2 separate regions of the Homo sapiens genome follow, and region 2 is linked to region 1. A link is a contact called in ENCODE Hi-C or POLR2A ChIA-PET data. All regions are on one chromosome and are shown on one strand. Each heading gives the region's core, a stretch centred on a gene start or an enhancer-like site at or near the end of the contact. The rest is flanking DNA. Distances are from core to core; before and after follow the strand shown.

Region 1 (3,474 bases), core at 106-2,605:
GTGAGGAAACTGAGGCTTAACAAGAGGTAGAACAAATAAAGGTCCGTTTGTTTGTTTGTTTGTTTTGTTTTGTTTTGTCTTCTTAGACATAGTCTTGCTCTGTCGCCCAGGCTGGCGTGCAATGGTGCAATCTCAGCTCACTGCAACCTCTGCCTCCTGGGTTCAAGCAATTTTCATGCCTCAGCCTCCAGGGTAGCTGGGATTACAGGTGTGCATCACCATGCCTGACTAATTTTTGTATTTTTAGTAGAGACGGGGTTTGACCATGTTGGCCAGGCTTGTCTCGAACTCCTGACCTCAAGTGATCTCCCCCCCTCAAAAGGTCCATTTGTAATAGTCTGTGTTTATTTTCCTTCCTTTTATGGCAAGTGATATTGGTTACCAAGCAAGGAAGGGACAGAACTGGTGTTAGAATCCAGATCTCTGTTACCTCCAGAGCCCAGGTCTGTCTGCTCTGCTCATCTGCTCATTTGCCTTTTGTGCAGAGGTAGAGGGAGGGGTTAAAATTGAAAAGCAAAAGACCAGGTTGGGGAGAGAGCATGCTTGTGCTGCCTCCTGCCACAACCCAGAGGGGTGACAGGTTTCCCAGAGCCAGGCCTCCAGGCAAAGCCAGGAGTGGCACAGGAGAAGGGAGCAGAGGAGATGCCGGCCCTCTACCTCCTCCCAAGGGGATCTGCAAACTTCATGTCCTTTGCGTTCCCTTTGTGTCTGCAAACCAGCCAGCCCATTTACTTCCAGTCCTTCTGAGATCCTCCCACTGCTTTGGGCCACTGCTTTGGGCCAGGAGAGGTAGAAGACACAGGGGGACAGTGGGGCCCCCCACCCTAAGCTTCTTGGGAGCCCAGAGTATGAGCACCAACTTTTAGTGTGTGACTTTGGCAAGCCATTTGCCCTCCTTGAGCCCAAGTTTCCACCCGTACGATGAGGATGTCAGTTCCTGGCCCCTCCTTCTCTGGGCCATGGAATCCTCTAGTGTTTGGCCTCTGGGTCAGCCCAGGAATCTAGCCAAGGGATGGGGCCACCTGCTTGGCAGCCTTGCCTCCCCTGCCCGACCCTCTTCTTGTCCCAAGCACAGTCTCTCCTCTGCCTTGTTCGACACAGCTCCCAGCAGCTGTTCCCTGGGCCCAGGCAGAGAGCCCGGCTTGGCGCGTCTCTGGCTGAGGCCGATGAGAGAAAACAGGTTAAAAGTTCAGCCCTTGTTCTCTCCAGGAAGAAAAATCTGTAGCATTCGGAGTGTGAAAAGGAACCCTTTTTTCAGCTCCAAAGCTGCATAATAGAACTTCCCTCCAATTTGCCATCAAAAAGATGCCCTTGGCACTGGCTCTACCATCCCTGGCACCCTTACCCCACACCCCCTCCCTGTGCCAGCCCCCAGTGCAAAGGGACACAGTGACCACAGGCAGTCATGGGGATGCCAGTGCACAGGGACACAAGCCACAGGCAGTTGTGGGGACACTTCTGCATCCTCTCTTGTCAGCTCATGGGTCTGACTGGGGTCACCTCTGACCAAATGCTTCCTCCTGTCCCCACCCTTTATCCCCTCCACCCCTGCCATAGTTCAAACCCTAATTATCTGCCATTTGGACCTTCTCAGCTGCCTAGACACTGGGCACACAGCCCCAGTCTCCTGGTCCTTGTCATTTAGCCCAGACCATCAAACTAATTGTTTCAAGTGACTGAAAGTTTATAGGCTAGGAGGCAAGACACCTGCACTTCCCACTGTGTCACCAACTCCTATGCAATCTTTGGAAGCCCCTTCCCATCCCTGTGCTTCAGTTGCCCTGTCTCCAAAAGGAGGCGGTTGGGCTGGACCAGGGATAGCATCTCAAATGGTTCGTATTTGTTTCCTGGAACACTGTGGCAAGAAGCATCATGTGGCCACAGTATGGGGACTGATGAGTGATGCCTGCCCTGGGCACAGAATTGGAGCATGGCAACAAGCATACCTCTCACCCACTCTCACTGAGCAAGGTGGTGTCACTGTGACCTTCTAGGTCTCTCCCCCTACTCTCTCATAGCTATTTATATTCACACCTCATCTCCACTACCAGACCAGGAACTGCTCCATGGTAGGGTCTTGCTAGCCACGGTTTTCTCTCTCAGGGCACCCAGTGCAGCGCCTGGTACATAATGGGCATCAGGATATTTTGTTGAATGAACGCTTGAAAGGGGTCCATTTAAATTCATTCGGTGTATTGCAATTCCATTCAGAAAGTGTTTGGAAGCCAGAGAGGCAAGGAAAGGGTAGAGGACAGGGGTCCTGAACCTGACCTGGGGAGAATGGGGGTCTCTAGGGCCATGTGGCTCTTCTTCCCCCTAGGCCACATGGCTCCCTGCAGCTGCTGGAATCGGGGGAGGCAAGTGGGGCCCAGGATGGTCCAGGTGCTGACATGTCTCCTGAACCCCCACAGGCCATGTGACAGTTGGCCCCTACTGGGTGCAGTGCTTGCTCTCAACACTTCTCCACTCCTGGGACCCTGTCCTGGGGGCAGAGTTGCCTGAGCCCTGGGGGAGGGGCCCCAGTGATAGGAACATGATGGAAGGCTCCAGGTTTCTAGAGAAAGGGAGAGTGTCCTGACAAGATGTGTGCGCCAGAGGAGCAACGAGGGGAAACTGAGGGGTCTCAGCTGGGACACAAGCACAGCCCCTCTAAGGCCCAAGTTCGTTTTTGAGAGTTTGATGCAAGCTGAAAAGCAAACAGATCCCAGAGTTTGATGTAAAATATCAAGGGTTTAGTGGCAGAGCCTCGGAAACCCATCCAGTAGACTCCAGGTTTAGTGGATGTAAGACCCTCCTCGTCCAGAAAAGGAAGGGAAGGACAGTACCTAGGTTAGTGAGACTAGACTGGCCTAGAGGTAGAGCCTGACCATGATGTAAGGGTGGACTTGGCCTGGAGGGGCGGGGCCTAGAGGAGTGGCATCAGATGATTGGCTAGGCTGTGGGGGTAGGCGGGATAATGGAGTAGAGAGGCGGAGTCTAAACCGAGGGCAGTCTGGAGAGTTAGAGTCAGATGACTGGGGCAATGGAAGTAGGCGGGGCTCTCAGTAAAGAAGGATGAGGGCCCGGCCGTGAGGGTCTGGCCGGGCACGGTGGCTCACGCCTGTACTCCCAGCACTTTGGGAGGGCGAGGCGGGCGGATCACGAGGTCAGGAGATCGAGACCGTCCTGGCTAACACGGTGAAACCCTGTCTCTACTAAAAATACAAAAAATTAGCCGGGCGTGGTTGGAGGCGCCTGTAGTCCCAGCTACTCGGGAGGCTGAGGCAGGAGAATGGCCTGAACGTGGGAGGCGGAGCTTGCAGTGAGCCGAGATCACACCACTGCACTCCAGCCTGGGCGACAGAGCCAGACTCCGTCTAAAAAAAAAAAAAAAAAAGAAGAAGAAGGATGAGGGCCCAACAGAAAGATTGACAGCGCCTGGTAGGTGGGGCGGGGTGGTGACTCTTTGCTCTCCCCACAGAAACGCTAATGGAC
Region 2 (3,487 bases), core at 215-2,714, 36 kb after region 1:
AATGGGGTGAAGTTGGGCATCTGAGATCAGAGGCTGAGGGTGGGGAAAAAAGCTCAAGGCCTTATCTGTGGTGCAGTCCGGCTCCTTGTGGGAGCACAAAGGGCCTGTGCCACAGGAGGTTGACCTCGAGATGAGCAGCTGAGGTGGGTGCTGGCAGAGGCTGTGGAGGGGCCATCTGGGAGGTAGGGTCAGCAGTAGGCACCACGAGGCATTGGGAGATGGGTGGGCATGCCCGGATTTTCCTGAATGAAGTGTCCCAGATGAAGCATCACTGTCCACCAGCCATGTGACCACAGCAAGTGACTTCACTCTCTGAACGCTGGTTTCTTCCTCTGCAAAATGGGGGCTACAATGAGAGAAGTTAGGGAGCCTTCACAGCCCTTTGCCCAGAGCACTGGGCACCCTGGCTGGCCAGTATTCTATTCATCCCCCCTGAAATATGCCCTCTGGCCCTCCAAAGACCACACCCCTGTATCTGAGGCTCAGAAATGATAGTCACATGGCTGGGCACAGTGACTCACGCCTGTAATCCCATCGCTTTGGGAGGCTGAGGTGAGCAGATCACTTGAGGTCAGGGGTTCAAGACCAGCCGGCCAACATGGTGAAACCCTCTCTACTGAAAATACAAAAATTAGTAGGACAGGGTGGCGGGCACCTGTAATCCCAGCTACTCAGGAGGCTGAGGCAGGAGACTCTTGAACCTGGGAGGCAGAGGTTGCAGTGAGCCGAGATCGCGCCATTGCACTCCAGCCTGGGCAACGAGAGCGAAACTCCATCTCAAAAAAAAATAAAGGAAAAAGAAATGATACTCACCACATGGATTTGTTGGCTTATCTTTATGTATTTACTGAGGACCCATTGAGTGCCGAACTTGAACATTGCTCAGTGAGGCTAGTAGGGCACTGGGTCCAGGTGCTCAAGCTTATCTGAGAAACAACGAAGAGGCCATTGCAGCTCAGGGTGATGACTGCCCTAATGCAAGTCGACATTCAGGGTGCAGTGGGAGCAGGAGGCGGTGTCCCCAACACTGCCTGGAGGAGGTGGGCTTATATACCTATGCAGGGTGATGCTGGAAAGTGGGGGGGTGCAAATGGAGGGAAACAGACACCCACTAAGCACCTACTCTGTACCACGCTCTGCCCTTTCCATCCATTTCCCTGTCAAGCCTCCTTGCACTGCATCATGGTAGTCTCCTCATGCCCACTTTACAGATGAGGCCACTGAGGCTCAGAAAGGTGAATGCACTGCTTAAGGTCACACAGCCACAAAGCCAACCGCAGCTGAGGTGTATCTACCCTCAAAGCCACTGAGGTTGGTTGAGTGGGCCTGAGGTAGGGCCCAGGGAGGCGGGGAAGAAGCATGGGCTCCGAGCCCAGTGGCCCAGGAGCTATGTTCTCACCAGGCCAGCCGAGGCCACTGGCAGCCGTGGTTTACAAGGCATGGGGCTGGCCTGACTGCTTTGCTTCACAAATGCACGCCGGCTCATCTGGGGTACATTTGCGCCTTTATGAGTGTTCTTCAAAAGCCCAGCTCGGCTCTGTGCCTGTAACCATGGAGACAGCTCTGGGTGGCTGGAACCAGTCGCCCTCTATGGCCACGCGTGAAGGCTGCCAGGTGCTGGGGCCGTCACCACGCTGGGCAGGGCACCCATAGAGGCCTTTCCTGAGAGGTGCTTGTGGATGCCAAGGGGTGAGGGTTTAAATCCAGTTCCCAGGAAAAGTGAAAAGGTCAAGTCTGCTTCATTGACGGCAGAGCCATGTGGGCCAAGACCACCTCTCTGGCCCACCACGTGCCTGCTCTTCCTGGGTAAATGTGAGCCTTCCCTTAGCCCGCCGCCCTTGGAATCAGGACAGGCTAGAGATGGAAGGTGGGGGGTGGTTGTGGGGGGTACAGGAGGCTGGGTTTGAGTCCCAAAGTGCAGCCCCACACAGCCTAAGACCCTCACACCGAAATCCCATTTTCCAAATAGGGAAACCAAGGCCCATAGAAAAGAAATGAGTTGCCCAAGGCCACCCATCAAGGTAGAGGCCAGAGGAAGCCTGGCTGGACCCTGGCTCCGAGTTCAGTGCTCCCTCCAGGCCACCATGAAGCTTCTCAGTGAAACCTGAGGTGGGGCTGGGCCCAGGATCAGGCCGTGTTGGGTGCAGCCAGCCCACGCTGGAGGCTGGCCTGAGCCCTGCATTGGCCCCAGGCCCTTCTTGGCTCTCAATTTTGGTCCAAGTCTCAGGGGCCGTTCAAAGATTCCGAAGGCATGTGAACATTTTGGAAGCAATTTGTCAGTCCTGGAAGCTGCTTGGAGGCTCCAAAGACTGTTTAAAGATTCCAGAATCTGTTATATTTGCAAGGGCTGTTGTTCATAGTTTCCAGAGTGGTTTGCAGGCCCTGGGCGAAGGTCCGGAGGCAGTGTGGGGGTCTGGGGCTGGAAGCATGGCTGGGAGCCCGGGGCGGTGCTGGAAGTGGAACTGACGGCTGTCTAAGCTCCCAGTTTTCTCTCCAAGGGCTCAGTCTATGAAGCCACCATGTCCATCGGGCATCTGCTGTTCTGAGAGGCAGAAGGTGTGTGGGTGTTGGCAGCAGCAGGAGAGGATTTAAAATCCAACTTTACCATTCACGTGCTGTGTCACCTGGAGCCAATTACTTAACCTCTCTGGGCCTTCTTTTCCCCCATCTATACAATGGGACTTAGACCACCTGTGCTGCAAGCCTAACTGTCCACCACCCATCTCATCTCAGGCATCTGTCGGATTAGTCAGAGAACATCCCCATCCAGAACTAGTTAACACTGTTCCTGGGTGTGGACTTGGTGTCTCTATCCAGGGTGGAAGCCTGGCCTTCTGTAATAGCCCTGCCGGCCCTCCTAAAACCAGACCTCTCTGAGCCCCAGCCCTGCTGTGTCTGTCACTGGGGAGGAGCCATGCACTGTGCCAAAGGCCCTGGTTGACCAGGATGTCTGTTCCTACCCATGCCCCGTGGAAGTTTCTGGCTGGTCACAATCCCAGTCCTGCCTCCTGCCTTCTTCATACCGCATTGCCTTCTCCAGCACTCTTCCTTCCAAGCCCATTGGCCCAACTCCCCCATCCCCACCCACCAGTACCTTAGGTCTCAAACTTGCCCTTGCCATCCTCTGGGCCTTGGCTCACGCTGTTCCCTCTGCCTGTCCCATCTCTGCCGTTCCCCCTGCCACCCTCCCACCTGGACCCCTTGCGGTTCCCTCTCCTCCAGCCTCCACCCTGTCTCACGTTGCTGATTAGAGTGGCACAGTCTACCCTCCAGGTCTGCGTTGCCTCCTTGCCACCAGGTAGCCCCTCACAGCAACTGTAGGATATAGGCCTGACTCCCAGGGTGGTCATGAAGGTCAGATGAGATGATGGATAGGCAGGAGATGTATAAAGTCTAAAGTGATGAGGCTAATGGTGGCTGAGTGATTTGCCTAAGGTCACCCTGGGGGAGATGGGGGCCAAGCCAGGACCTCAGTCCAGGTCTCCTG

Evidence for each region. Hi-C counts contacts between places; a loop is a spot of excess contacts on that map. ChIA-PET counts read pairs that join two places held with the same protein, here RNA polymerase II (POLR2A). Pooled maps may share reads with other maps.
Region 2: a pooled map shows a loop between it and region 1 (2.4-fold over the local background). The contact joins two enhancer-like sites. A Hi-C loop is called at or near these places in 5 of 168 maps with a recorded cell type or tissue (astrocyte of the cerebellum, dorsolateral prefrontal cortex, endothelial cell of hepatic sinusoid and 2 more) and 3 of 50 pooled maps. POLR2A ChIA-PET finds 5 or more read pairs at or near these places in 4 of 52 experiments (H1, K562 and WTC11).

Annotation. Positions count from the first base shown.
Region 1 is chr1:22,777,961-22,781,434 of GRCh38, forward strand. It overlaps EPHB2 (EPH receptor B2), which reads left to right. Exons shown (of 16, transcript NM_017449.5): 2 at 3,461-3,474. Among named protein-coding and RNA genes, the nearest start is that of MIR4684, 60 kb to the left of the region's middle. Within about 2 kb of position 1,356, at least 4 of the 41 ENCODE cell types and tissues checked have a DNase peak (open chromatin) inside an H3K27ac peak, as active enhancers do; they include dorsolateral prefrontal cortex, where a contact is called at or near this core.
Region 2 is chr1:22,813,392-22,816,878 of GRCh38, forward strand. The region is part of intron 3 of EPHB2 (EPH receptor B2); the gene reads left to right. Among named protein-coding and RNA genes, the nearest start is that of MIR4253, 48 kb to the right of the region's middle. Within about 2 kb of position 1,465, at least 7 of the 41 ENCODE cell types and tissues checked have a DNase peak (open chromatin) inside an H3K27ac peak, as active enhancers do; they include dorsolateral prefrontal cortex, where a contact is called at or near this core.